Linked DNA regions of Homo sapiens: region 1 is linked to region 2. Evidence: read pairs that join two places in POLR2A ChIA-PET (ENCODE). Cell type or tissue: B cell. All regions are shown on one strand. Links, peaks and the distances in the headings refer to the core of each region. The heading gives the core; the rest is flanking DNA.

Evidence for each region. Peaks named below come from ENCODE experiments on the same cell type or tissue, not always from the same donor. Only the 100,000 strongest peaks of a DNase experiment are listed, where the experiment ranks them.
Region 1: POLR2A ChIA-PET joins it to region 2 with 7 read pairs; 4 of 35 experiments call an interaction of 5 or more read pairs at or near these places.

Annotation. Positions count from the first base shown.
Region 1 is chr2:96,121,471-96,136,485 of GRCh38, forward strand. ASTL (astacin like metalloendopeptidase) reads right to left here. Exons shown (of 9, transcript NM_001002036.4): 3 at 13,881-13,942; 4 at 12,495-12,588; 5 at 11,955-12,072; 6 at 11,070-11,251; 7 at 8,594-8,675; 8 at 8,354-8,508; 9 at 1,348-2,801. The coding sequence ends at 2,380. Among named protein-coding and RNA genes, the nearest start is that of ASTL, 9.5 kb to the right of the region's middle. RefSeq lists enhancers at 9,860-10,089, 11,092-11,592, 13,146-13,645, 14,497-14,546. In B cell, for the core only: no CTCF peak of the experiment used is centred there; no DNase peak of the experiment used is centred there.
Region 2 is chr2:96,232,204-96,247,218 of GRCh38, forward strand. It overlaps STARD7-AS1 (STARD7 antisense RNA 1), which reads left to right. Exons shown (of 4, transcript NR_046322.1): 2 at 5,702-5,896; 3 at 7,510-8,485; 4 at 9,674-10,420. Among named protein-coding and RNA genes, the nearest start is that of SNORA112, 25 kb to the left of the region's middle. RefSeq lists enhancers at 1,819-1,888, 1,899-2,048, 9,631-9,890, 9,911-9,960. In B cell, for the core only: no CTCF peak of the experiment used is centred there; DNase peaks (open chromatin) are centred at 9,888 and 10,288; H3K4me3 peaks cover 1,106 bases; H3K27ac peaks cover 1,705 bases.

The DNA.
Region 1 (15,015 bases), core at 5,201-9,200, 110 kb before region 2:
GAGGACGTTTTAAACCTTAAGTCGGATGTGGCACCATCTTCCTTCAAACCTTCCAGTAGTTGCTGCCTGTTGCTTGTGGAATAAAACCCTCCCCATCTCTGACTTGGCTGTGGGCCCCTCCCCATGCCAGTTACACAGACCCAACACACCTTGCTTTCCCCTGCCTCAGGGCCTTTGCACTGGCTACTCAGGAATTCAGGAAATTCAGTTCCTGAATTTTCACAGGCAGCCTCCTGCCATTTAGGGCTAGGCTGAAATGTCACATCCTCAGAGGGGCCCTTCCTAACCAGCAGCCTAAGGGGGTGCTCTGCTCTGCCATCATTTGCCAATGCCAGATGTTTTCTGGTTTGCTGACTTATTGTCCAACCCTCCCCACCCTGAATAAGCTCCACGAGAAGAGGAACCCACCTTGCTCACTGCTATTCCCAGCAGAACAGAGACTGCCTACCTGGTATGTTGGATGAGTGAACAAATTGAGCCTACACAGCTGCATGGTCGGTGACTGGGGAGGTGAACAAGCCACAGACCCCTGGGAGGGGATGGCTAGCCGCCTGGGCTTGGTTTACACCCCAGGGCCCTGTACCCCTCCCACCACCCAGGCTGGGGCTCAAACGACTGAACCTTGTCCCTGTGCTCCCCTTAAGCCACCAGGCTCAGACAAGTGGCATCTTCAAGAGAACAAGATCGGAGACCAAGAGACAAATCCCAATGGAGGCTGGTGACGGGTGGCCCGAGCCCCAGGGTCCTCCCTGGGTACGAAGCACAGCACCTCCTTCCACCCAACAGCAGAGGCCGAGAGGAGTGCAAGCCTCTCTACTGTCCTTGATAAATGGGGCACTGCATGTACTGCCTCTGTCCTAGGGCTGCCTCAAGGTCTCTGCCTGGAAGCCTCCCAGCGGGGCTGTCCCCTACTCCTTGGGGCATGGCCAGAGCCCCTATCCACTCTACACTCACGCAGACCCCACTCCCCCAGCCAGGAGCAAGAGGAAGAACAGCACCTCCCTGCAGTCCTTCCCTTGTGCTAATGCCTGGGACTGGGCCACTGTTCAGTCTCAGGGTTCATGACTCATGACTGAAACCCAAGGCCGACTGAAGGTAGAGGACACAGTGTCCCCTGAGTGCATCCCCATGTCCTCAATGCGGCCCCAGCACGTGACCCTCCAGAAGGCTGGCAAACAGCAACCTCTCCCCAGAACTTGGGAACTCCAAGCTTCAGCCCTGCCCTGCTGCTTCTTGGCCAGGACCCCTGGAGCACTCGCTGAAGTCTTTGTCTTCCCTGGGAGGTGGGATAGCCACCTGGGGCCCCAGAGGGCAAGGGGTGTTAAAGGCACACAGGAGGTGGGAAGGTCAGCACAGCACACTCCACTTTATTTCCTCCCCCAACATGTGGGGCTCCTGCCCCTTCTACCCCAAGCAGGGCTTCCTTGACCCTCTGAAAGGCCACCAAAACAGTACCCTTGGGGACTGAGGGGCCTCTGGCCTAGGCCCACTCATTGGCACCCTGGATGCTTTCTTCATGCCTGGGACAAACCTCATGGGGAAAGCCGGAGCTGGGGCAGAGGAGTAGGGCCTGCCTGGAGGAGGCCAGGCTGGGAGCTGGGGCAGAGGAGGAAGGGGGCTTTCCTGGAGGAGGACAAGCCAGGTAACCCCAGCCCTTTCTCCTTCCAAGGCTGCGCCTGGCTGAGCTCCAGGGAATAGCGGTGTAGGGTGGAGACAACTGAGTCCTCTGTTCAGGGGCCAGCTGAGGTTCCCATTGTGCAATCTGGTGGGGCCCCACTTCTTTCTCGTCTCCCCAATGGTGGCCACACTTGACCTACCACCTTCCTGCTCTGCAGGGGAGTAAGTTGGGCTCTCAAAGCCTCCTGGAGAGAAGGGCTGGAGGCTACACTGCTGTAGAACATTCCCCCACACTTGGGCATGTTGGGTGGGATGGGAGGCTGTTCCCAGGGTCCCAGCCACAGGGCTGCCCTGAGGGAGAGGTAGGGACACCATTAGTCCATGCTGGGGGGCAGGGCCTCAGGCACAGGAGGGATTCCAGGGTTCTGCGGGGCTGGAACCTACCTCTTCCCCACCCCTTCCAGGACCTGTCCCTGGAGAATGTCACCTCCCATTCCCAGCATCCACCAGGGCTGGGCAAAAGTCAAGAGCAGGCACAGCCAGGCCTGCCTTCCCCTGTGGCAGAGCTAGAAGAACCCCTGGCCCTAGGAGCCCTTAGGGGAACACAGTGAAGAGAGACAGGGGAAGAGTCCTGGCCCTCTGAGATGGGGTGGTAGGTTGGGGCTGGAAGACAGTGGTGTGGCCCAAAGGAGCCAAGAGGTAGACGACCCAGCTCCACTGGGCAGAGGATGCCCTCCCTACTTGGGGACAGAAGCCACAGGCTTAATCTTCGGACATCCCCTTGAAATGATTTCTAGGTACACAGCCCCCTGGCAGAGCTGGGCTTCCCTGGACAGGGACTGGCTGGATTCCTGCTTCTGAAGATGGGACTGTGGGCTTGGTGGACACTCCGGCCAGCCAGGACTGCTCCTGAGCAACACCGGGGGCACCTGCTCCAGGCCTTGATCTTGGGGAGGAAGCTAGGGTCTGAGGCTGCCTTGCCGAGGCCTCTGCACTGAGCTTTTTCAGGGCAGGGGACTCCCACCCATGTGGGCTCTCCCCAGGCCCTGCAGGAACGGGCTGGCCTCCCGCACTGGAACCACTGGGGTCGGGGCTCCTGGATTCCGCCGACAGTGCCTCCAAAAGCCGCTGCAGAGATAGGGAGGCCGGAGCGGGGCTCCTACCAGTGCTGTGGGCATGGGACCCTGCAACAGAAAAGACAGGAGGTGGAACCTCAGAACTGTAGGATGACATGTGGCCCAGCTGTGCGGACCCAGAGCTGGCTCAGCTCACAGGAGTGGTGCCCACCCATGCCACGGCCTAGTGCATCCAAGACCCAGATTCCCACCCTACCAGAGACCAGGACAATGAAGCCATCCCATCTCTTCCCTGCCTGGCCCCTGAAGTCACCATCAGAATGTCAGTCCACTCAGGCTTCCACCACTGCCCCATTCACACCCGAGACTGCTGGGACACTTAAGTCACCTGACCCAGCACCAAAGCGCCCACCTTCCGGACCCTTCACCCAGGTTGTTCTGCCTATGGCCATACCCTACCACTTGCCCCGAACCCAAGACCTCCCCTAGAACTGTTCCTGCACTTAATGGCCACATCTAAACCCTGCACCGTGCCAGGAGGTAGGTTGGGGCTTCCTTGTTCTTCACTGTCATGCCAGACTACAACTGTACCCCACCTCTTTGTGGGCACTCTTCCTCATTCAAGCCCATGTTCTCTGGCTGGCCCCAGCCCCTCAGCACTGCCTCCCATCCCAGTTCCTCCTGCGCATGCAGCGAGGGCTTCACCAGGAGCCTCTTCCCTCAGCTGACCCTGACCAAATCCTCACTCCCACACTTCAACTGGTGACTCTTCTACCAGGTCCTGTTAGCCTCACAGCCCACACCGCCCTCCAGACCTGGTCAGCACCAGGAGCTACCACCACTGCAGCCTGTTCCTGGGGGCCACCCTCCACAGTACCGCCTCCACCTGTGCACACTGAGGTAGCGCGGCTCTGCAGATACTCCCCAGACCCAGCATCATCCTACACCAGCCCTCCCCACTTCAGATCACTCCCACCTACATAGGCTTCACAGCCCCCATGGCAGTCACCCCTCGGAGGTAGCCTCAACCACCTTTCCCTGCTGTCACACCTGCCGCCAGACCCAGCCCTAGAACGCTAGCATCCCCCACCTCTACCAGGTGTCTCCTGCTCTCCAGTCAGCGGAGGCACATCTTCTCCTTTGTTTCCATCCCCTTCTCCCTACCTCTGGTGGCCTCACCTCTCCTTATGTAACAGAGTCCCCAGCATCCATACATCAAGATCCTCCTGCAGACTTGGGTCTATTCCTGTCTTCTTCCTTCCCACTAGATCCAAGGAAATGCCTCAGCTCCCACCATGTGCAGCCTTTTTCCAAACATTCTGGGTGTCCTTTCTCCCCGCTATATCCACCCCTCTCCTCCAGCAGGTCATGGTTCCAGCATCTGAATGTGCTCCCATGCTCACCATCTTGATAGACCCAGCCCTTGACCACAGGCCTTTCCACCACCTCCCAATTCCCTAGTCATGGTAGTCAAACCTCTAGAAAAATTGCATACAAGGCCAAGCATGCTGGCTCACATCTGTAATCCCAGTACTTTGGGAGGCTGAGGCAGGCAGATCACTAGAGTTTGGGAGTTCAAGACCAGCCTGGCCAACATGGTAAAACCCTGTCTCTACTAAAAATACAAAACGTAGCCAGCATGGTGGTGCTCACCTCTAATCCTAGCTACTCGGGAGGCTGAGGTGCACAAGACTCCATCTCAACAAAAGAAATTACGCACAAATTTCTCACCACATCTGTCCTTTAGGGATTTTTTTTTTTAGATGTTTAGTACAGTAAAAAAAGTGTAGGGGAAAGAATGGTGCTGGAACAACTGGCTAGTTACATGAAGAATGAAGTTGAACCCCTTCCTTACACCCTGTTCAAGGGTTCACTCCAAATAGGTCATATACCTAAATGTAAAACCTGAAACTAAGACTTACATGGAAACAGGAGCAAATCTCCATGACCTCGGGTTAGGCAAAGGCGTCATAGACACCAAAAAGGAGTGACAAAATTGGTCAGTTGGACTTCCAAATTTAAGATGTTAGTGTTCAAAGGACATTATTAAAAAGTGGGAAAAACAAAAAACATAGGAAGTGATGAAATATTTAAGGGCAACATCTGATGAGGGACATGTGTCTAGAATATATAAAGAACTCTTACAACTCAGAAGAGAGAACCCAATTGAAGAAAAACAGACAGAGGATATGAACATTCTCCAAAGATGCAGATGACCAACAAGCACATTAAAAGATGTTCATCATTAGTTATTAGGGAAATGCAACTCAGAACTACAATGAGATACTACTTCACACTCACTAGGCTGGTTCTAACCAAAATGATAGATAAGAAGTGTCAGCAAGGATGGGAGAAATCGGAACCCTCGTATACCGCTGGTGGGAATAAAAATGGTGCATCCACTTGAAAATATCTTAGGCACAGTGGCTCACACCTGTAATCCCAGCACTTTGGGAGGCCGAGACGGGTAGATCACGAGGTCAGGAGTTCGAGACCAGCCTGACCAACATGGTGAAACCCCATCTCTACTAAAAATACAAAAATTAGCCGGGCATGGTGGCACATACCTGTAGTCCCAGCTACTTGGGAGGCTGAGGCAGGAGAATTGCTTGAACCCTGGAGGTGGAGGTTGTAATGAGGCAAGATTGCATCATTGCACTCCAGCCTGGGCGACAGAGTGAGACTCCATCTCAAAAAAAAAAAAAAATCTTAGCAGTTAAACATGGAGTTATTGTAGGACCTAGCAATTCCATTCCTAGCTGTATACCCAAAAGAAATGACATGTTGACACAAAATCTTGTACATAAATGACCATAGTAGCTCTATTCATAATAGCTGCAAAGTAAAAACCCAAGTGTCCCTCAACTGGTGACTAAGTATGGCATATCTATCCAACGGAATGTTATTCAGCGATGTTATTGATACATGCTACAACATGGATGAACCTTGAAAACATTAAGAAGCCAGACACAAGAGGCTATGTGTTATGATTCCACTTATGGGAAATGTCTAGGCAAATCCGGAGAGGCAAAGTAGGTTAGTGATTACCTGGGGCTGGGGGCAGAAGCAGGTAAGGTAGTGAGGGGAGGGAGAGGGCATTTGCATGCAAGATGACCTAGGAGTAGAATCTGGGTCAGGGGTTATGTACACTTCAACCTTCCAGGATGTCAAATTGTTTTCCAAAGTGGTTGCAGCCACTCATATTCCTATCAGTAGGGTCTAGCATTTCCATTCATCACTCTATATCCTTAACAGTATTTGGTATTATTGGGCTTTAAAGTGTCTAGTTTAGTGGCTATAGAATGGTATTGTAGACTTCATTTGCATTTCCTCAATTACTGAGGTTGAACATCTTTAGTGTGTTTCCCATTTGGTCTCTGAGATGTCTATTAAGTCTCTTCCCATTTTTCTATTTGATTTTTTTCTTTGCGACAGAGTCTGGCTCTGTTACCCAGACTGGAGTGCAGTGGCACGATCTTGGCTCACTGCAACCTCCGCCTCCCAGGTTCAAGTGATTCTCCTGCCTCAGCCTCCCTGAGTAGGTGGGACCACAGGTGCACACCACTATCCCACTAATTTTTGTATTTTTTTTAAGAGACGGGGTCTTACTATATGTTGTCCAGGCTGGTTTTGAACTCCTAAGCTCAAGCGATCCACCCACCTCAGCCTCCCAAAGTGCTGTGATTACAGGCATGAGCCATCACACTCAGCTGGTTTGTTCTTATATTAATGTGTAGTTCTTTATGTATTTTGTATACAAATTATGTGTTGCAAAAAAATATATTGGGGCCAGGCACAGTGGCTCACACCTGTAATCCCAGCACTTTGGGAAGCTGAGGCAGGGGGATCACCTGAGGTCAGGAGCTCAAGACCAGCCTAGCCAACATGGTGAAACCCCATCTCTAATAAAAATACAAAATTAGCCAGGCATGGTGGTGCGTGACTGTAATCCCAGCTACAAGGGAGGCTGACGCAGGAGAATCACTTGAACCTGGGAGGCAGAAGTTGCAGTGAGCCAAGATCGTGCCATTGCACTCCAGCCTGGGCAAAAAGAGTGAAACTGTCTCAAAAAAAAAAAAAAAAAGTCTATTTGTAACCTGTATTTTCACTTTCTTTTTGGTGCCTTTGGACAAAGTTATAATTAATGTAGTTGAATTTATGAATCTTTCTAGTTTTACAATTAGTGCTGTATCTCATTTAAGTGATCCTTCCCTATCCCAAGGTCATGAAGAGATCTTACTATATATTTTTTTTCTAAACATGTTAAAGTTTTTATTACATGTGTCTTTCATGCATCCAGAGTTATTTGCGCATGATATGAGTTAGGGATTTTTAAATAGATGCTAAATGGCTCTAAGACAACTAAGTAACTTAACTGTCCTTCCATAGTGACCATCAATGGCCCTTCATCAAGGCTCTGCTTCTGAATGGAATCTGTTTCTAAATTTGATTCTGTTCCAGCGGGCAATTGTCTAGCCTTGCTCCAGTGCTATGCATTTATGTAAAGACGTTTCATGAACTAGATGACTAACATCTGCTAGGACAAGTCTTTTTAGTTTTTCCTTCAGGGATGTCTTGGCTATTATTGACCTTTCATATTCTCATATAAAAACTTTATAATCACCCTGTCAATCGGGAGGCCAAGGCAGGCGCATCACTTGCGGTCAGGAGTTCAAGACCAGCCTGGCCAACATGGTGAAACCCTGTCCCCACTAAAAATACAAAAATTAGTTGGGTGTGGTGGCACGCACCTGTAAGCCCAGCTGCTCAGGAGATTGAGGCACAAGAATCACTTGAACCTCGGAGGCAGAGACTGCAGTGAGCCGAGATTGTGCCACTGCACTCCAGCCTGGGTGACAGAGTGAGACTCCATCTTTAAAAAAAAAAAAGAAAAAAAAAATCACTCTGTCAAGATCAAACTTATTTTGAGTGGGAATTTATAGATTAATTTGGGAAGACTGAATTTTTATAACATTGCCTTCCTTTCAATAACAGATTTATCTATATTTAAGTATTATTTAACGATTTTAATAAAGGTTCATTTTTCCTCAAATGTTTGATACAGCTGTCAGATTTATTCCTTGGGACCTTTATGATTGCTATTATAATGGTATGTTTACTAACAATTGTGTTTTCTAACTGGGTGTACAGAAATATGATTTTTATATTAACTGTATTTACCTTTTCTAATTCTTATTAGTTCTAATAACTTGTTTATAGATTGTTGCTTTCAATACAGGTAATCATCTATTATGAACGATTTTTTTGCTTCCTTTCCAATCCTCGGACCTTTAGTTTCTTTGGCTCTACCTCGGTGCCCAGGACCTCCACTGCCACACAATGTGGAGTAGATGGGACAATGGTGGGAAAACTTGTCTTGGTCCCAGTTTTAATGTTTTACCCTTAACTTTTGTTCTAGGTTTTTGGTAGATGTTTATTATCTAGGCTAAGCAAGTGAGCCCTATTCCTCTTTGGTTACAGTTGAGTCATAGTGAGTGTTAACTTTCCTCAAGTGCTTGTTCTGCGTCGTTGTGGCAAGCCCCCGTGATCTCACCCTGCTCCCCCTGCAACCTCATCTCCCTCCTTGTCACCCTCCCTGACACCATTAGAGCACAGGCGCCTTCTCCAGGTTCAAGTCACCTTCCTGCCATGCCACTCACCTCTCCCACGGGGCCTGGGGCCACTTGGGCTGCAGCCGTAGAGTTTGAGGACCCGGGTGATGTCCGAGGCACTCAGGTTCCATCGCTGGCCGATGTGGACACTGGGGGCCCAAAGTGGTGTGATGGTGGGCAGCCCACGCCGGCTGAAGGCGAGCCTGGAACCCAGCGGGAGACCCCTGAGTCCAGATCACCACGGGAGAGGCTGGGGGAAGCAGAGGGAGAAGAAGGCAGGGTCCTCACCTCCCATAGTGCATCACAGAGGAGTAGTCATAGGGCGTCAGCATGTTGCTGCTCTGAGACTTGATGAAGTTGATTTCAAAGCCTAAAAATACAAAAACAATACAACTTACTGATATATAAAGAGGGCAGGCAAGAAAGGGCAGGCAATGGCTGGGAGAGTCTTCTGGGAGCTCATAACTCACCCAAGCTGAGGGGCTGAGCCCACAGCCACCATGCTGCTTCTGGTACCAGTCCCACTTTCCCAGCCCTGGGAGGATCCCCAACCTGTACTAGTTGAGGTAGAGGCACAGGGACCCCATGGCTGGCCAACCATCACCTCCTAGCTGTTCCCTCCACCCATCCTTCCTCCTTGCATATTCAGTCTGCACGGGGCTGGTCTCTGCATAAGCCACAGCTGCCACGGGTCCCACACTGCTCAGGGTCTCAGATGTCCCTCCCACCCCAGATGAAATGTCTATTCCTTGACCCAGCTTTAAAAAGCTGCCACGCTGTCATCTGCAGTGGTGATGCCCTAGTCCCCAGTCACAGGCCCACCTGTTCTTCCTGTGTCAGGCCACAACACTTCCCCAGATTTGGAGCCCATCTCCCCCTCACTCAAGTCCCCCAGGCCTTCAGAGGGATTGCTCCCCCAATCCTCCCAAATCCAGCCAGCCAGCCACGCATACACGCCACCTCGGTCACAGCAGCTTCCTCTCCATGGAGCAAATGAGCCCTCCAGCACCTTCATACCCCACCACCTGCCTAACATAGCTGCCTCTTGAGCTCTTACTTCTTTTTAAAAATTCATTAAACATACTTTTGAATAAGTAGTATATTCATTTGGTTCAAAAGTCAAATATTGAGATGTAGTAAAAGTCTATTCCATCCCCTGCTTCCTGAGTTCCCACCTCCCCGCCCCACAACAGTTAATTACTGTTATTAATGTGTCTGCCCTGGCAGTTTCTGTACATGTTAACCTAATGAGAACATATTAACCTAAATGGGAACAAATATGTTCTCATTTTTTCCACTGGGGAACCCGTGTTTTAGCCTGTTTTATCATTAGGAATAATTATTAGTGCTGTTTTCCAACTCAATTTCTGCTTTTACCTTTTGAAATTCCCTCCTGCTTTCATTTAACTTGGGTTGACATGCTCAATTTGTTCTGTTTACTGATACGTAAGTCTACACATTTTCTCTGAGCATTGCTTTAGCTGTGAACCATTGGCTTTTCTAGTCTTTCATGATTTTTTTTTAGAATTGCTGTACTTTAACTCCAGAGCTGAAAGAAAGTTTTGTTGTTTTTTTCAATTTCTGAATAGGAGAAGCTTTCGGTTTTGATGTATCGGTTTCTACTTTATATCATGATCAGAATGTTTACATTGGTCTACTTTCAGAGTTGCAGGTTTTCATGGCATTTCATGGTATATCATAAAATTATCAGGGTAAACTTTCACAACTGTTCCACGAGCATTGGGAAGGATCAGTCTGTTTTCAGGGTACAGAGTCACTTGTCACCCCCCTCACAACCTCCCCAGCCTGGTCTGATTCAATATCCATCCCCTCCCCCTTTGTGAGGTGCTACCCACGTGCCCCGTCACCCCTTTCTCTGTGACTCATGTTTGCTGAGAGCCACTGAGAAAGCGGTGTTTGGGGCCTGGGAAGGTCCTTGGGCCCAGGCAGCTTCCCTGGCTGCCTCACCTGGCTAACATGACAGCCCTGAAAGGTCTCGTGCTGGACGCCCTCCACCTGCGGTAGGCCTTCCTGCTCCAACCCCTAAGCCAGACTCCCACCCAAACCTCCTCTGCCCCTCCCTCGTGGGGCTCTTCCTGCCTCCTGAACCAGACCATCAAGCCCACAATGAGAGAGACCCCACCATCACCAGGATCTGATCCCCGGCGCCACACAGCCGCTGCCAGCACAGGAACCACAGCCCACCTGCCTCCAGCCTCCACTCTCCCATGGCCACAGTCTGTGTTCCTTCTGCCTGCTCACTGGCACCACTGGCACATGTCCCAGCCCCACAGTGCTGCCCTCAGCCCGTGGCCCAGCACTTGGCTTGTGCAGCCTGCTACCTTGGGGTCCCACTTTGGCTCAGCTCCCCAAGCTGGCACACAGCCCCAGTCCATGGTGGTGGTATCTGGTACATGAGACCGCTGCTAGAGTACTCAACAAGCAGGTATCATGGGCACTGCCTGCCCCATCGCCAGGGAGAGGACAGTGTCAGGGATGAGAAGCGAGACAAAGCAGGTGGTGGCGCCCTAGCTAAGGCACAACTACAGGTGGGTAGAGGAAGGCCTGGGGCCCAGAGCAGCACCCAGAGTACCACCTCCAGGTACCAGGTACCAGACAGAAGTGAGACCCCCACCTTCCCCACAGGAAGCAGGCAGGTGATGGGGAGGATGGATAGCCTCACCCATGGGGACCAGGCGACTTGGGCCCAAGCCGTGCTGTCCCCTCCCCGGCACCAGCCTGTCCTGCGTGTGGCCTGGCTCACCTGGCAGGATCTCGTTCCAGTTGACACGGATATAGCGGTCCCGGTCGGCCCGCGTGTGCTCGTGCCAGAAGCCCAGCACATGCATGAGCTCATGAAGGACAATGCCCCGGCCCTTCTGGAGACACGTGGGCGCCAGGGAGACCACCTGCATCCCTCCACTGCGCCCCACACTCGAGAAGCACCTGCAGGGTGATGAGAGCAAGTGGGGTAAGTGCCAGCCCAGATCCCTCCGGACATACAGACCTGGGCTCTCCCTCCCCACACAACACAAGATAGACAAACTCCCAACAGGCAGGCCCCACTCTGGGCTCTAGTCTCAGGTTCACCATTCTCCAGGCCCCTTTACTGCCTGGACTTCTGTGAAATGGCCATACCGGACCCCCATCACCAGCCTGGGCTGCAGGGAGGCTGCAGAAACTGATATATGAACACAGAGGACAGAAGCAGCTTACTAAGTGAGCACACCCTCCTGGTCAGCCCTAAGCCAAGGCTTTCACACAAATTGCCTCAGGCCCCTGACAAGCTAGGAAGCAGGTATCGCCACCACTCGCACCCCAGAGGGGACAGAAGAGGCTCAGAAGTTAGGGGACTTGCCAGGACTCAGTGACTCACGCACTGTCTGCCCCGCAAAACCTCCTCTCCTCACCACCTCATGGAGTCCCCCGGGAGAGGAGGGCTTTGTAAATGGAGGGTCTAGCACCGTTCCCATCCCTTTCCCACATTCCGCCCTGGAGGTCCAGCTCACACTTGGCAGACCCCTCAGGGTGGGCAGGGAGACTGAGCCCTGGAGGATGGGCCCAGGAATACATTTTAGACAATGGCCAAGTTAATTCCGGGCTGAACGCAGAAGCGAGCTGAGATACGCATCCTGGCCCCGGCACTTACCCATACATGGGGATGATGGAAATGAAGTCTCTCTGGTCCTGATAGGTGACAAACCTGATGCACGTGGAACGTTCAAACTCCGCAAGAGCCTCCAGGATGACCTGGCGGCTGGGCTCATCTGGAAGACACCACCTGGCTGAGCCCCCAGAGCCCTGGTGGTCTTTGAGCTCTACCTGAGGGTCTGGGAGCAGAGCTCTGAACTCACTCTCCCAAAATAGCATCAAGAAAGGGCAGCTTAGTGGTGCCAGGAAGAAGCTGGGCCCCAGACAGACCCTGGCTGTGTGGCCTTGGGTAGGTCACTGTCCTCTGCACCGCATGGTCTCAAGGGGAACCAGATCCCCACTCGACATACCTTCCCATCAGATTTTAACCCTCCCTACTCAGGAGACCTTCAGCAACAGAAGGGCATCTGTGGACAGGTTCTTCGGGTGGGGAGGTGGAAGGGATGTGATGGTGTAAGAGGAAAAGGGAAGAGAGGAACACCTGCCGCATTAGGAAGAAGGGGCTGAGGCAGGGAGGGAGCGCGCCATGCTCACTCACCGTACTTGCTGGAGAGCAGGAAGGGGACCTCCACGACACCACTACCACCCATGGGCCATTTGTTGCTGGTTGCTGACAGCAGTCGGAAGGGACTCTGAGGAGAGAGCAGCAGTTCAACCCCTGGGGACAGAGGCCACCCAAGCTTTGTGCCCCAAGGGTACCACACCCCAGGGCACCAGAACCCCAAAGATGTGGGAGTCAGGACCTGTGTGCATGGGAATGGGGGACCATTAGAGATGGGACAGAGCTGTGGAAGGCAAGGGGCCAGCTACATGAACCTTGATGCACAAGACAGTCCCTTGGCCTATGATGAAAGAATTTCAATCTCAAGCAAACAAGAGATTAGTCCCTGAGGATGTTGGCTAGGAGGCCCAGCACCCCAGGGTGCCCTGAATCAGAAGGGCTTGGGCCAGCAGCCCCACTCCAGCATGTTGACAGTGCCCCTTCCAGAGGGGAACAGCCACCAGGCTTCCCTGAACATGGGACGATCATGGGAACAGAGCCATATGGAGTGAAAGTGAGGCAGCACCCTGGCCTCGGCTGCTTACTTCTGCTCTCCAGCAACCAGAGCCCTTCGGTGCCCAGGCTCCACAGCACCCCAGCGTGCCTGTGCCATCGGCTGGAGGCATTTGATTCTGCTCCGGGTGGTCGCACACCACCTGCCCGAGCACTCACTGCATAACCCAGAGGGTCTGCCCTGCCCCCGGAGTTCCTGGGCAGCCTTGGGCCAGCCTCTGGCTCTCCTGCCCAGCCAGAGGCTGTGCCGTCAGTGGCAGCCTCCAACAGGACAGTCTTGCCTTCCCCTGGGTCACTGTCCTATTCAGGAGCCTTCTGCCATTCGCAGTTGCCTGAAACACATGGCTGCCATCCTGGGCACAGTGTTCCCTTTTCTGTTAGCAAGGCGCCCCAATCCCCAGCAACCTTCTCCCTTCAGATGCGGCCCCTCGACCACAGCCAAGATGGTCAGGCTCAACATCACTCCTTGTTCCACCATCCCTAGGTCGCCACTGCCACCAGGCCCTTTATCTGCCACTGGCCACTCTGCCAACCCTTGCTCATCTCTTCCTTTATCTGAGCACCTCCCGAGTGCTGAGCACCTCCCCTGGGCAGGGTACCAAGCTGGGTCAAGTGTTCAAACCTCCTCCTTCAGGAAGCCCTCTCAGGCTGACTGTGCCAGCACTTCAGATACCAGCCTTCCTTAGCATTCAGGCTGGCTTATTCCTATTTCCTAACAGAACAGTCGCTCTGACCTTGACAAAAAGAGGCATCTACCAAGCTATGTATGTCCCTCACACATCAGGCCCCATGGCATCCAGGGTGGGCTCAGAGGACCTGTCGCCAACTGTGGGCTTATCCGCACCCACACACGTCAGTGTGTGCACTCACCGGCCGGATGATGTCCCCCTCGATGAGGAAGCTGCTCTCTGGGGTTTCTTCCAGGATGAGCCCTGGGAAAGGAAGAAGGACGTGTTGGCCCATGTCCCCCAGAACACTGACTCGTGGGACAGGCCAAGCAAATCCCTACTTACTTAAGTCTATTCTTGTGTCTTTCCTAGTGGATTGTTACTTTTATAAGTTCTTAAATAGCCTGATAAAAGTATAGGTCATCGGCTCTCCGAGCCTGGGTGTTTAGTTAAGTCATTAGTTGATGTTTGAGAATGTCAGCCACCCTGTGCGGACTGTCTGCAGGTGTGAGGGGGCTGGAGGACAAAGACAAAGGAGACTGAGGCTTGGGGTCTGTCCCTCTCCTGACTGTGGAGCTAGAGGTTCCCTGAGCACTGAGCCTGCGTGGCCTCAGGGAAGTCACACAGTCCCTGAGTGTGCAAGGCTTCTCGGCTGGACTGCAGCCTTCCCCTGCTCAAACACAGCCCATGACCCACGCAATCCAGTCCCAAGCCCGGGTCCCTGCTGTCAGGAAGCAGTGGCTTCTTCCAGCCTGAGCCACACTCCTCAGAACAGGCCCTGGGGTCTCCTGCCCACCTCATCCCCCATCTATTCCCCACCCATCTGTTATATTCAGGCCCCTTGAGGTGGCAATTTTGTTCCACAAATTTGTTCCACCATCAGAGGCAGGCAAATACCGGCTCTCGCAAGCCCCTCTCCCCTCTTAGTCCCTCTGCTTCTCATCTCTCCCTGAGCCGGGTCTCCCACAAGTGACTCACAGGGGGAGTGAGGGAAGCAGGAGAGAAGGCAGGGAAGAACCCAGGCACAGCCTCAGCCAGATCCCATGGGCGCTCCAGACCACAAATGACACCGCTGACTTGTACCACCTTTAGGCAGGAGCCAGACTCCTGTCCCTTAGAAGTCACAGTAGGCCACCTTGGGCAGACAAGGGAGTAGCCCCCGGGCATCTCTGGCTGAGGCAGCTCCTTCTGGCCAAGGGCCAGTTTTGGGAGGCAGACAGCTGTGCAGCATTAGCCATATTCACAGTGGCTGGAGATGGGCAGGTGCTTCCCAGGAAAGCACTGGGTAAGGCACGGGCAGCCCTTATGAGACAGCCTCACCGTAGGTGATAGGATAG
Region 2 (15,015 bases), core at 8,725-12,724:
GCAAAGTGATCCGTCCATACAGCCCACTGTAGAATATTGGTCATCCAGCCTAGTGATCCTGTGGCTGGCAGAGCTGCACTCACTGCTGCTGCCCAGCATCACGAGAGAGCATCGCACCACATATCACTCACCTAGGGAAAGATCAAAATCCAGCATTCGAAATACAGCTTCTACTGAATGCACATCGCTTTCGCATCATTGCTGAAGTAAAAAAAATTAAGTTGAACCTTCATAAGTCAGGAACTGTCATGACAATGTCATCTTTTCTTCTGGGCCCCACTCAAAACTGATAGCCTTTTAAGTTATTCAGAAAATGGGTCAGAGAAGAACATTGAAATGAGGTATACATTGCCTTCAAAATCCAAAACCACTGGGCATTGTGCCTCTTAGTGGTAGTAGGGCCCAGCTTAACATGCCCCAGACCGTTAGGCCCCCCAGAAGGTTCACTGAATGTTTGTGGGATTTATTTCCCACCCTCTGGCATACATATATCTCGTCAAGGTGGCTAGAATAGTTACTACTTCTAATCAGCATATTATCAACACATTAGATGAATGTGATGTCCTGTGGAGTAGAGAAGAGGACAAGGTCTCCACAAACTAGATGATGACAGATGACTGCGAATTGATACAGTCCTGAGTTTGGATAACGAATAGGTATTGCTAGCCCTGTCAGCTCAAAGCAAACTGCTTTTGATGGTCTTTACTAAAAATTGCTGAGGAAAAAAGCATTCATCAGATCAATAGCTGCATACTTTGCTCCAAGGGATGCATTGATTTGCTTCATGAATGAAGGCACACCTAGAATAGCAGCTGCAATTGGAGTCACAACCTAATTGAGTTTATAATAATCCACGCCATTCTCTTGGATCCATCTTGGATCTGCACAGGCTAGAGAGCTAAGCTGAATGGAAATCATCAGCTCTGTGTCTTTCAGATCATTGATTAGTGGTGGAACTAATTTCTGCAATCTCTCCAGGAATGCAGTGCTGCTTTTGGCTCACTGCTTTTATAGGTAGAGGCTAACATTTATATGGTTTGTCTTTTTTTTTTTTTTTTTGAATAGAGTTTCGCTCTTTTTGCCCAGGCTAGAGTGCAATGGCACTATCTCAGCTCACTGCAACCTCTGCCTCCCGGGTTCAAGCAATTCTCCTGCCTCAGCCTCCCAAGTAGCTAGGATTTCAGGCATGTACCACCATGCCCAGCTAATTTTGTATTTTTAGTAGAGATGGGGTTTCTCCATGTTGGTCAGGCTGGTCTCGAACTCCGACCTCAGGTGATCCACCTGCCTCAGCCTTCCAAAGTGCTGGGATTACAGGCGTGAGCCACCTCGCCCGGCCTCCATTTTTTTTCAATTCAGCATAATTTGTATTGTCTCTGAAACTCAGCTTCCTCATCTGTGAAATACAGATAATGATGCCAGCCTTACTTGTGTTCAGAGGTTGTTGTAAGACTCAAATAAGATTGTGTAAGCTAAAATACATTACAAACTGTAGAACCCTCTACAGGGTATAAGGAATAAGCGCTAGAATTATTATTACCTCCTTCCATCCCCTCTTATATAGAAAATTTAGATTATAGTCCCCTTGTTACTATTTCAATCTATGTTTTTTGTTGTTGTTTTTGTTGCAAGTACTTGGAATCCACTCAAAGTAGTTTAAGCATAAATATGGAATCGAATTTGAAAGATCCAGGAGTGTCTCAAGAAGCTCAGAATTCACAGGCAGGAAAGGCACTTGCGCATCATAAGGTGGTAGAAAAAGGAACTGAAAAGGCATTGGGAGCTGTGGCCATGAGAGTGCACTGCTCACATCTCTGAATGCAGGGGAGCGTAACATGGCCCCCTGCTGCTGGGCTATGAAATTCTGCCACTGCATTTGCACTGAGACCACCCTTCTTGTGAGCTGCTCCCACCCGGTGACTGAGTGCAGGCCTGCCATACTAAGGCAGGCCCATTTCTGGGATATGGGGACTCCTCTGACAGGTGGCTTTGGCACAAGCACACCTCATCAGCTCTTGCAGAGCTTTCTTAGAACTACACTACGTTCTAAGCTGGGCATGGTTAGGCATGTGTAGTCCCAGCTACTCAAGAGGCTGAGGGAGGAGAATTGCTTGAGCTCAGGAGTTTGAGGCCAGCCTGGACAACAAAGGGAGACTGTCTCTGAAAAAGAAAGAACTACACTGCGTTCTAACACCTCCTCAACCCAGCCCTCCTCCATTCCTGTCTCCTGGCAGGGGCTACACCTGCATTGCAGCTCTCCCAGGCTCTTCCGGCTTCCTGCTATTCGCTTCACAAGTGTTTTCCCAGCACATCTCTTGCACATTTAGTCCTATCTGGGCATCTTCTCAGAGGACTCAAACCTTAGGACAGGAACCTAAGTAATTCCTCTTTTGCAACTCCAAGTCTATGTGGACTCTTATTTTCTTTCTACTTTTCTACTTCCTTTCTGCTTTACTCTTTCACCCAACCCCTACCTAATCTTCTCAGCTTTTCCATTTATATAAAGAAAAATGTCTGACCCAGTTTCTAAATTTACAAATCCTTCCAGTTTGAGCACTAATTGACACTGATGTCTTTGAATCCTCACTTCAAGCTCCCAAAAGAAAGAATCAAGTGCCTTCACTTGGATTAGGAGCTCATCCCCGGTCCGGTTGTGGTAATTATGGCCAAGGAGACAGGTCTCATGATACAGACAGTATTACTGAGATTCACATCTCAGCTGATGACTTGCTTTGTTTAATGAGAAAATGGAAGCAACTCAGGCCAGGTGCAGTGGCTCAAGCCTGTAATCCCAGCACTTTGGGAGGCCAAGGCGGGAGGATCACTTGAGCCCAGGAATTTGAGACCAGCCTAGGCAACATGACAAAACCCTGTCTCTACCAAAAATAATTTAAAAATTAGCCAGGCAGGGTGAAGCACTCCTATGATCCCAGCTATTTGGGAGGCTGAGGTGGGAGGATCACTTGAGCCCAGGAGATTGAAGCAGTAGGAGTTAGTGAGCCATGATCTCGCCACTGCACTGGGCAACAGATTGAGACCCTGTCTCGGAAAAAAAAAAAGAAACAACTAGACCAGAACTGCCTCATTTTCCCATCACCAAATCTACCAGCCTATACCTGGACACACACTGCCTTTGTTCCTTTTAAGATGAAAGCCCACCAAATGAGTGTGCTCCCTGGGGTGATTTGTTATTCCACAGTAGATAACTAATATAACCAGCCAACATAAGAAAGAAAAGGCAGACTGGGTACAGTGGCTCACGCCTGTAATCCCAGCACTTTGGGAGGCCAAGGCAGATTGATCACTTGAGGCCAGGAGTTCGAGACTACCCTGGCCAACATGGTGAAACCCCATCTCTACTAAAAATACAAAAAAATTAGCCGGGCATGGTGGCACACACCTGTGGTTCCAGCTACTCGGGAGGCTGAGGCATGAGAGTCATTGAACCCGGGAGGCGAAGGTTGCAGTAAGCCGAGATTGCATCACTGCACTCTAGCCTGGGCAACAGAGCGAGACTCTGTCTCTAAATAAATAAAAATACTGCATCCCAGGGGAATGGCAGAGATTAATGCCACCTTCAAGAACAAAGGATGCAGGGGTAGTGTCCTCCCTCAAATCTCCACTTAATTCACCCATCTGGACCCTACGAGATCCAGGTATGTCCTGTAGTGTGAAAGTAGACTACAACAAACGAACCGAATATCCCAATTGCAGCTACTGTGCCAGATGCATCCATGCTAGAGTGGATTTACATAGTCTACACAGTGTGAGGGAACTGACCACTGATCTGGCAAATGCACAATTTCCCATCCCCACCAAAAGGAAGATCAGAAACAGTAGATTCACTTGGAATTGACAAAAGTATATATTTATGGTTTTCCTACAGGGCTGTGTTAACTCTGTCAAAATACAGTCTAAAGACATAAGAACTGTCTGAATATTTCTTAGAACTTCGTATTAGTTCCTATGTTGATGATATCATATGCATCTTGCTAATGAGGCCAGGTGAGCAAGAAGTGTCAAGTACTTTGGGTGAGACACATACACTCTAGGAAGTGGAAGAAACGTCCTATGATATACAAGAGCTTGCCTCATCAGTGAACTTTTTAGGAGTCCAGTGGTCTAAGCGTGCTGAAACATTCTAAAGCAAGGAACAAATTACTGAAACTCATACCTACCACAGGGAAGAGGGAAGCACAACTTCTAGTAAATCCATTCATATTTTAGAGGCAGCATATTCCACAACTGGGAATACTGCTTAACCTAACACCTGGTAACACAAGAGGCTGCCATCTTTGACTGGGGGGCCCAGAATAGGAGAGAGCTCTGCAGCAGGTCCGGTTGCTACAAGTGGCAGACCCTACAGTCTTGATGTTTTAATTGATCCTCATCATTTCTCTTCCTCTGCTGTCCATTTTAGATTCCCCTTAACCTCAGGAAGCACCTCTGCTAAGGCTCTGGTCATTCCATTATATTACAGGTATCCAAGGTGGAGTTTCTAGCAAGCCCCAGCAGGACAATCACAATATAGGTCTTCAGGGTTCTGGAGCAAGACCATACTATCTGCAGCAGAGAATTAGACACCTTTTGAAGAATAGCTCCTGAAGGGCTACTAAACCCTGGCAGAGATGGAACACTTCACCAAGGGGCACCAAGTGACCACGTGTCTAGAACCGTTCGTTATTAGTTAGGTTCTGCCTATCAAACTCACCAAGACATAAAGTTGAATGGGCCTAGCCATAATCCATAGTAAGATGGAAATGGTATGTCCAGAACTGGGCATGAACAGAGCTACACAGTCAGATGGCCTAGACACACATGTCACCTGCCAGTGTGGCACCAGTGCTTCTCCCTCAGCTCATGCCTGTGGCTGCACAGGGGGGCAAAGTCCCTTTATGATCAGCTGACAAAAGAGGAGAGCCTTTGCTTTTTCTTGATTCACAGATGGGTCAGACAGGTATATGGCTGCAAGCCAAAAATGAGCTGTGACTACAATACAGCCCACCATAGGCTGATCTTGACAAAGAGTGGCAAGGGAAATCCCCCCAGTGGATCAGTCCTCTCACTGGTGCATCTGTTCATCCACTTCGTATGGAAAGACATGTAGCCCAAGGGTACACTTTATATTCATTCATGGCTACTAGTAACTGCCTTGATGGGTTGATCAGGGGTCTGGAAGGAGAAAGATTAGAAGATCAAGGACAAGGATGTCTGGGACAGAGGCATGTGGATGGACTATTTGAGTAGCTAGGAAGTGTGAAGAGGACCACCAGAAAGCATCTAACTTGAAAGAAACACCAAACAACCAGCTAGACAGAATGATTTAGCCAATTTGATGTCAACCAGATGCCATCAGCCACCCCAGAACTGACACAACGGGCATGTGAAGGAGCAACTGTGGTGGCAGGGATGGGGACAAACACATGGACCGTCACTCACAAGGGCTGATGTAGCTACCACCACTGCTGAATGTTCAGCCTGCCAGCAATGCATCAGTGCTGATCCTCGGAAATGGCAGTAGCTCTCAAAGTAAATAAGTAGCCGCTTGGTAATAAGTTGACTACAATGGGTCCCTTCCATCCTAGAAATGGCAGAAATTTATTTTGACTAGAATGGACACATGGTTTACCTTTTCTGCCTGCAGGGCCTCAGCCAACGCCACTATCTGAGGGCTTACTGAGTGTTTTACCCACTGACATAGGTTCCCACGTAACATCACATCAGACCCAAGGGCCCGTTCATTGCAAGGCGAAGGAGGCATGACAATGGCACGTGACCATGGGATCACTGGTCCTGTCACATTCTGCACCACCCAGAAGATACTGGCTTGAACGAAGAGAAGAAATGGGCTGTTGAAGGCGTAGCTGAGATGCCAGCTCAGAGACGATGATACCAAGTAAGGAGGGGTTACTACCTTCCAGGGCACAGTGTACACTCTAATCAACAACCAATAAGGCGCTATGTCCCACTGGGAGGAATATATAGGTCCAGGAACCAAGGGGTAGAGATAGGAGCGGCTTCACTTTACATTAATCCCATTGGGGTATTTCTGTTACCACAACTCTAAGCTTTGAGGGTTTTAGGTTCTGGTTCCCAATAAGGAAATGTTTCCATGAAGGGATACAGCAAAAGTACACCAAGGAACCAGTAGGCAAGAAGCAGGAGCCACCATCCTGGCAGGAGTAGTGGACCCTGCCCACCAGGAAGAGATGGGGCTGCAGTTGCACAGTGGGAGCCAGAAGGAATATGTCTTTGTACTCTTGCCCCTTGCTGATGATAAATGCACAGGTGCAGCAGCCATAGCCTGAAAAGGGTGTGGTGGCCAGGGGCTCAGCTGAGGTGCTTCCTGCAGGGAGGAGAATCTAAAATGGATAGAAGCCGAGGCGGGCTCAGTGGCTCACGCCTATAATCTCAGCACTTTGGGAGGCCAAGGTGGGAGGATCACCTGAGGTCACAGTTTGAGACCAGCCTGGCTAACATAGTGACACCCTGTCTCTACTAAAAAAAAATTACAAAAATTAGCCAGGTGTGGTGGCATGTGGCTGTAATCCCAGCTACTCAGGAGGCTGAGGCAGGAGAACTGCTTGAACCTGGGAGGCGGAGGTTGCAGTGAGCCGAGATCGTGCCATTGCATTCCAGCCTGGGCGACACAGTGAGACTCAGTCGCAAAAAAAAAGTAAAATAAAATAAAATGGATAGAAGTCCAGGTGCAGTGCTTCATACCTGTAATCCTAGCACTTTGGGAGCCTGAGGCAGGAGGATCACTCAAGCTCAGAAATTCAACATCAGCCTGGGCAACATAGTGAGACCTCATCTCTTAAAAAAAATTAATTAGTTGGGTGTAGTGGCACACACCTGTAGTTCCAGCTACTCAGGTGGCTGAAGCAGGAGGATCACTTGAGCTTGGGAAGTGGAGGCTGCAGTGAGCTGTGATCACACCACTGCACTCCAGCCTGGGCAACAGAACAAGTCTCTAAATAAATAAATAAAGATAAAATGGATAGAAGAGGGAGATGGGGAGTATCGGTGAGACCTCAAGAACAGCTGCAGTGGTGGGGGCTGTGGTCATCTGATGAACCATTAGTTTGTTCCAGAGAAAGACGAGCTGCTCCCAGAACTTACCCAGAGGAGTGGATCTGAGTGGCACAAGAGGCTGTGGACGCCCTGATAAACAATCCAAATCCCCCTCAAGACAGGCTCTGCCCCAGCTGCTGGGAGGATTGCTGGCTCACAGCCCTCCTCAGGAATTGCCCCCAAGTGAAGACAGCTTCCCCACCCAATGTCCCACCACCCCTCTGGGGACAGTGTGTACCCAGTGACTGGCTGAAGCTGGGGTACAAAGGTCTGGCCCCTCAGCTCAGTGGGGGCTGGGGGCATCTGAAGCTGGGACGGCCATGAGACTTTTCTAATGCTTCAACACCTTCCATGGGTTCAGCTGAGGGGTGTGTCGAGACTGCCTTGCAGCCCAGCTTCTCCCTGTGAGCAAGTCTGCTTCCTTCCCTTCTGTAGGTGCTGAACCTGAGAGCAGCCCCAGTACACTCCCTGCATGGGAATCTCCATCTCAAAGTCAGCCTCCAGGGAGCCCGCCCTGAAACAGATTCTGTCATGGAACTCAACAGAGTATCCTGGTGCGGATAACCAGTGTTGGGAGTTAGAGCACGGACTCTCTCCACCTGCACGGTGCTGGAGCTCTGCACACCCCCTCTGCAGCCATCCCTCGCCGCTGTCCCTTAGCTGACGCCCTTGCCCTCTGTGTGTCCTTCCTCATGGCCTGCAGGTTTCAGATCCCAAGCTACAGATCATGTCTTCTAGTCTGGGCTCTGGCAGAGAGTTCGGAAGCACTCTTATTATCTTAGCAGCAGCATGTGTGGAAATCATTTCTCATTACAGCGGAGGGCAGGCATTGTGCAGAGGGTTAAGTGGGCCTGCTTGAAGTTGGTTGTTGTTAGCTCTCATGTCTATGCCTTGGTCCCTTTCCCCTCAGGACTTGGAGAGCAAGCTGTTTGAGTCTGATGCAACCCCTGGGCTTTGACTATCATGCCAAAAGGCAGCAAATAAGTGCCTTTTCTTCCCTTCAGAATACATGGACAATCCAAAGCTCTATTAGTCTATTATTCAGAATGAAAAGTGTTTACAATATTCGTCCTCTTACTCCTCAGTATGTGAGACTGTTCCTCGTAGCAGGTAATTTCTTCCGAATTCAAAAACTCCTCATGGAAGCATCTGTTTTTGTCATCAAGGAGGGGGCTGTATGTGGAATTGCAAGGCCAAAGACATCTCGGGTCAACTCTTCTCAGGACCAGATCCAAGTCGCCAGTGAGAACACACATTCAGGCAGCCTCCACCAGCGCCCTGCCTCAGGAGCGAGGCTCCCTGCTTCATGTGGGCAAGAGCTGCCCTTGTTTTCCCAGCGGGCAGTTGGGGGTCTGGAGCCTAGGAAGCAAAGTGAAGCACACACTCCTGCTTCCTTCCTTCCCTGCAGTTGGTGAGTATCTGGCTCAGTTTAGGTTAATATCATCTCTTCAGCCTGGCCCAGTTTACCACTATGGGAAGGAGCCCAGCAGCAGGGGCTGCCAGACCTGGAAATAGATCTGCTCATTGCAGTGTGGCAGGTGCAGAGAAACAGAGCCAGCTATAGCTGGAAGAGAATCTTAGGGCACAGAGATGCACCAACATGTATGAACAAGTCGAGACCCAAGTACCAAGCTGTAGAGTTACTGCACCATAGCAACCCAGGCCAGCAGGCAAGGCAAGAGGGCAGTTATTACAGAGAGCCATGGGGCAAGAGTGGAGCCACCTTGACAGTGGGGGTGACCAGAAGCCACATCTAGGAGTGTTGGCCCAGAGTCTCTGCATTTCCTCCTGCTCAGGACCTTAAGAGAGGCCCATCTTAAATGCCACTGTCTCCATGAGCTTTTGGAAACCTTACCAGTTTCCTCCCCTGTTCAGGGAGTTCCACTAGGGTAACATTCCTGCCTTCTCTCCACCCCTCTATTACTTTGCCCCAGGGAAAATAAAAGATGACTGCTTGGATAGGTAGGTGGGGAGGGGAAACTGGTCCTGTGTAGGCCAGTGGGCCCCTCCATCACCTTGGGGGTGAGCTGCATGCAGGGTATAAAATCCCACTGCTCTCGCTGAGGGGGCTGCACTCCTGCAGGACTAAAGGAGGCTTTCTCTGGTTGAGGGCTACCATGGCTGGGCGGGTGAGCCTGCCTCCTAGTGGGATTTGCATTAGCAGCTCACTTAGTTCACAGGTCTAAAGCTGTGTCCTCCAGCCCAGCCCTCTAGCAGTAATTAAGAGGATATTTTGGTTCCTGTTGCCACTCCTTTGTTTTATTTCTCAGGGCCCTCAAAGACACCCCAGAATAGATTTCCTGTCCCCTTTAATCTTGCCCTTCTTTGAGTCCCCATTGCATTTTATGGTATATTTCTAGCATGACCTTTCATTCTTTCAGTAATTACCTCCTTATTTCCTTCACCCCTGCATTTAAAAAAAAATTTTATAGATGAGGTCTCACTCTGTCACCCAGGCTGGAGTGCAGTGGTGCAATCATAGCTCGCTGCAGCCTTAAACTCCTGGGCTCAAGCAGTCTTCCTGCCTCTGCCTCCCAAGTAGCTGGGACCACAGGTGCACATGACCATGCCCAGCTAACTTTTTTTTTCTTTTTTGTAGAGACGGGAGTCTTACTTTGTTGCCCAGGCTGGTCTCAAACTCCTGGCTTCAAGCAATCCTTCCACTTTGGCCTTCCAAAGTGCTGGGATTACAGGCATGAGCCACCATGCCCAGCCTCCTTCTCTTACTAGCTGAGAACTAAGAGAAGACACTCTGGAGACAGAGGAGGAAACAGTGACGATGCCACATGATGAATACATAATGGAGGGTGAAGACAAGGCTCCGTCAGGGGCACCAAGGAGGGAAACCCAGTTCTGTGGGGAAGGTATGGGGCAGCTTCACAAGCCCAGTGTCTGCTCCCTTTGTGGGAGACGTGTTGTTTCAGCATCCATTCCCCCTTCTTTTAGGAAAAGTGCTTGAATTTCCTTTTCATGGAACCACCCACCTCCCTCTCATCCATGCATTCTATTCCCAGTATCAGGGGTAGACAAGTGACTTCAGGCTTGGCCAATTAGGGTTCTGACTCTTGGTCAAATCAGAGTGAATCCTGAGTCATTTGTAAACTCCAAGGAAAGGGCTTGCTTTGTTTTCTGTTGAATGCAGTGCTCTGAGATAGCCGGAAATGAAACTGCTCTCTTGCCACACTGAAGGCTAGAGAAGGGCCTGGCCAGGAAATGATGCCAGTGATCAGGGGTGGAGCTGGAAGAGGGGGAGTGAGGAGGCCCAGACATCTTGGGAGCCCCAAATTCACCTCAGGATTTAACTTCTCCGCTGCTCAGCCAATAAATTCCTTTCTTCCATGACTAATTTGAGTTGAGTTTTTAGTTTTTGCAACTAAAACAGCACTGACTAATACACCCTTAGGTAAGATTAGAGCAAGAATTTCCAATATCTGTGTTCTTCATCCTGAAATTTGGTGAGGATATCTAAGGTTCTTTTGTCTTTTAAAAGAATTCTGTTGCAATGGAAAGTATCAATCCATATTTTTCCATTTCTCCAAAATGTTTTAGTGTATATCTATGGGGCACAAACTTAATCTCTGTAGGCCCTCTGCCATAGTTGCTCTGTGCCACTTGATAAGGGGCTGGTATCTAGAATATATAAAAACTCTTAAAACTCAGCCGGGCATGGTGGCTCATGCCTATAATCCCAGCTCTTTGGGAGGCCGAGGCAGGCGGATCACCTGAGGTCAGGAGTTTGAGACCAGCCTGGCCAACACGGTGAAACTCTATCTCTCTAAAAATACAAAAATTAGGCGGGCGTAGTGGCTCACTCAAGACTGAGGCAGAAGAACCACTTGAACCCAGGAGTTGGAGGTTTCAGTGAGCCCAGATGGCTCCACGGCACTCCATCCTGTGCAACAGAGTGGCACAGGATGGCAAAAACAAACAAAAGCTCTTAAAACTCAACAATAAAAGACAACCCACTTTAGAAATGAGAAAAGGGCCAAGTGTGGTGGTAATCCCAGCACTTTGGGAAGTTGAGGTGTGTAGATTGCTTGAGCCCAGGAGTTTGAGAGCAGCCTGGGCAACATGGCAAAACCACATCTCTACAAAATACAGAAAAGAAAAAAAAAAAATCAGTCAGGTGTGGTGTTGCACACCTGTAGTCCCAGCAACCTGGAGGCTGAAGTGTGAGGATTGCTTAAACCTAAGGAGATAGAGGCTGCAATGAGCTGCGATTGTGCCACTGCACTCTACCTTGGGCAACAGATGAAGACGCTGTCTCAAAAAATAAGAATAAAGAAAGAAAGATGGGAAAAGAATTTATTTCTTTCCTTTTTTTTTTTTTTAGACAAGGTCTGGCTGGTCCCCCAGGCTGGAGTGCAGTGGTGCAATCTTGGCTCACTGCAACCTCTGCCTCCCAGGTTCAAGTGATTCTCCTGCCTCAACTTCCCGAGTAGCTGGTACTACAGGAGCAAGCCACCACACCCAGCTAATTTTTGTATTTTTAGTAGAGCCGGAGTTTCACCATGTCGGCTAGGCTGGTCTCGAACTCCTGACCTCAAGTGATCTGCCCACCTCGGCCTCCGAAAGTGCTGGGATTACAGGTGTGAGCCACTGAACCTGGCCTTTTTTTGCTGCTGTTGTTGTTCGTTTTGTTTTGTTTTTGTTTTTGTTTTGAGATGGAGTCTCGCTCTGTCACCCAGCCTGGAGGGCAGTGGCTCAATTTTGGCTCACTGCCACTTCTGCCTCCTGGGTTCCAGTGATCCTCCTGCCTCAGCCTGCTGAGTAGCTGAGACTACAGCCGAGACACCACCATGCCTGGCTAATTTTTTTTTTTTAAGTAGAGATGGGGTTTCAGCATTTTGGCCAGGCTGATCGTGAACTCCTGACCTCAAGTGATCTGCCCACTGCACCTGGCCTTTTTTTCTTTTTTTTTTAATAGAGATGAGTACAATGGACTTTAGGGACTCAGGGTAAAGGGTGGGAAGGGGGTGAAGGATAAAAGACTACACATTGGGTACAGTGTGCACTGCATAGGTGGTAGGTGCACCAAAATCTCAGAAATCACCACTAAACGACCTATTCCTATAACCAAACACCACCTGTTCCCCAAAAACCTATTGGAAAAAAAAAAACTCACGTAAGTAAATAAATAGAGGCCAGGAGCAGTGGCTCACACCTGTAATCCCAGCACTTTGGGAGGCCGAAGTGGGCAGATCACCTGAGGTTGGGAGTTTGAGACCAGCCTGGCCAACATGGAGAAATCCTGTCTCTACTAATAATACAAAAATTAGGTGGGCATGGTGGCACATGCCTGTAATCCCAGCTACTTGGGAGGCTGAGGCAGGAGAATCACTTGAACCTGGGAGATGGAGGTTGCAGTGAGCAAAGATCACCCCATTGCACTCCAGCCTGGGTGACGAGCGAAACTCCATCAAAAGAAGAAAAAAAAGAAAGGAAAGAAAGATGCGGTCTGGTGGTGCTGCCCAGGCTGGAGTGCAGTGGCTATTCATAGGTATGATCATAGTGCACTGCAGCCTCAAGACTCTTGGGTTCCAGTGGTCCTCCTGCCTCAGCCTCCTGTGTAGCTGGTACTACAGGCTACAGCTAAACTGCTCAGTTCCTCAGTCCTTCTTCATCTCCCACAGTGGATACAGAGCGTGGCAGCCCCCTCTCAGGAAGTCATGGATCTTTATGGCTGGCAGGACTGTAAAGTCACCCAGTTCAGCCCCTCATTTACATATAAGGAAACAGTCCTATAGAGAAGGCGTGCCTTTTTAAGTCACACATTTGAGCAAATAAATAATTATCTCCTCACACATTTAAGATTGCTATTACATCCTTTTCTCTAGAACTTTTAACCTTTCATCCACTCAGAATGCTTGCCTGGACCCTCTCCAATTTCTCAATATCTTTCTTTTTTTTTTTTTTTTTTTTTTTTTTTTGGAGACGGAGGCTTGCTCCGTCACCTAGACTGGAGTGCAGTGGCATGATCTTGGCTCACTGCAACCTCTGCCTCCCAGGTTCAAGTAATTCTCCTGCCTCAGCCTCTCAAGTAGCTGGGATTACAGGCGCCCACCACCACGCCCGGCTAATTTTTGTATTTTTAATGGAGACGGGGTTTCACCTTGTTGGCCAGGCTGGTCTCAAACTCCTGACCTCAAGTGATCCACCCACCTCAGCTTCCCAAAGTGCTGGAATTACAGGCGTGAGCCCTCGCGCCCAGTTCAACATCTTTCTTAAGTGGGCCCAAGGTTGGGGGGAAAATCTCACCGTAGAGATATTTGTTAGATATCGAGCATGTGCTGAAGAAGGCATCTGTGATGATTAATTTTATGTGTCAGTTGGACTGGACCATGGGGTGCCCAGATATCAGCTTGAACATTACTCTGGGTCCATCTGTGAGGGCGTGGGGTAGGACTGGCATTTATGTTGGTGGAGCAAGTAAAGCAGGCTGCCTCCCTAACGCAGGGGATCCTCATCCATCAGCTGAGGGCCCAAATAGAACAAAAGGCTGAGTTGGAGGGCGCCCCTCCTGCATGACCAACTTTCAAGTGGTGACATCAGCTTTCTTCCTGTTTTTGGACTTGAACTGAAACATCAGCTCTTCCTGGATCTTCAGCCTGCTGGCCTTCAGACTAGAACTACAACCTCGGCTCTCCTGGGTCTCGGCTTGCTGACTCACCCTGCAGAACTTGGGACTTGTCAGCCTCTACATTTGTATGAGCCAATTCCTTATAATGTCTTTCTGTATATATACATATATCTCCACATCTTATTGTTCTGCTTCTCTGGAGAACCCTGAGTAATACAGCATCATTCCAAGATCAGCAGAAATGTTAGTGCTTCTGGGGAATTACTGCAAAGGGTACCTGAATAGCAGCACATGCTCTCAGTACCCCCGCCTTCTGTTGTCTGCTGTTGCCTGCTCCCTCCCCACCCTTTGGGTTGATTTCAGGATAGAGATATGGGGATGGGACTGGGGTTGGGTGTGCGGTTACCCAGAACAGCCAGGATGTGTGCACGCTGTGACCCAGGAGCATCAAGCACTGCTCAAGCTGCTTGGAAAAGAAAACAAAAGTCAGGAAAGTGAGGAGCTGGGAGGGTGCTGGAAAGGAGCAGGAAGAAACGGGCAAGGGTAGGAGAGAAGCAGAAAAAACAATCCCTGAGACAGAGCTGGTGTAACCAAGGCTCTGTTTCCCCCACGGTTTGAGAGTGGGTGAGCCTGACTTCAAGGCCCAGCTCTGTTCAAAGATAGGACACTGATTTTCTTCAAGAAGGCAGAGCTGGTGAGTGGCCTCATGTCTTACCATCATGGAAAGGCGAGGGCTGGGGGAGAGAGAAGGGGCAGCCAAGGCCTCAGAGTGGTGTAGGCCTCACCCTTGTGCTCACATGTCCCAACCACTGCCAGCGGTGCCACCTCTGAATCCCAGACCCCACATGTAACCATCCTCTACCTGGACCACAGGAGGAAGCTCCACGTTCTTTGCCAGGGTTCAGGGTAAGGGGCATGATCTAAGTTGGGCAAAAGAGAGTCATCCTGTTACCTTAAAAAGGAGTCTAGGGTGAGCCCCAGTCTGCTGGTGGCCATCTTCACCACCTTTGGGGAGAGATGGCCTGAGCAGACACACAAAGCAAAGAGGTGGAGAGAAACTGTGTCTTTGTGTCATTGTTTGAGTCCCTGGACCCAGCCCAGTCCCCCCGACTACGCTGAACTTTTCAATTGTGGAAAACAATAAATTCCATTTAGTTAAGAAATTTTCAGTTCTGGGTCTTGCAGCTGTGAGCATTCTGACAACCTTGATGTTCCAGGCCCTCCTGGGCTAGGTCCATGAGCTAATTGCTTGCCCTGCACCTCCAGTGGGAAGGAGCTGCTCACATCAACTCAGTGTTCCCCAAAGCCACGCCCTTCCTTTCCTGCTTTCACACCACTGCCTACACCATGCTCTCATGAAG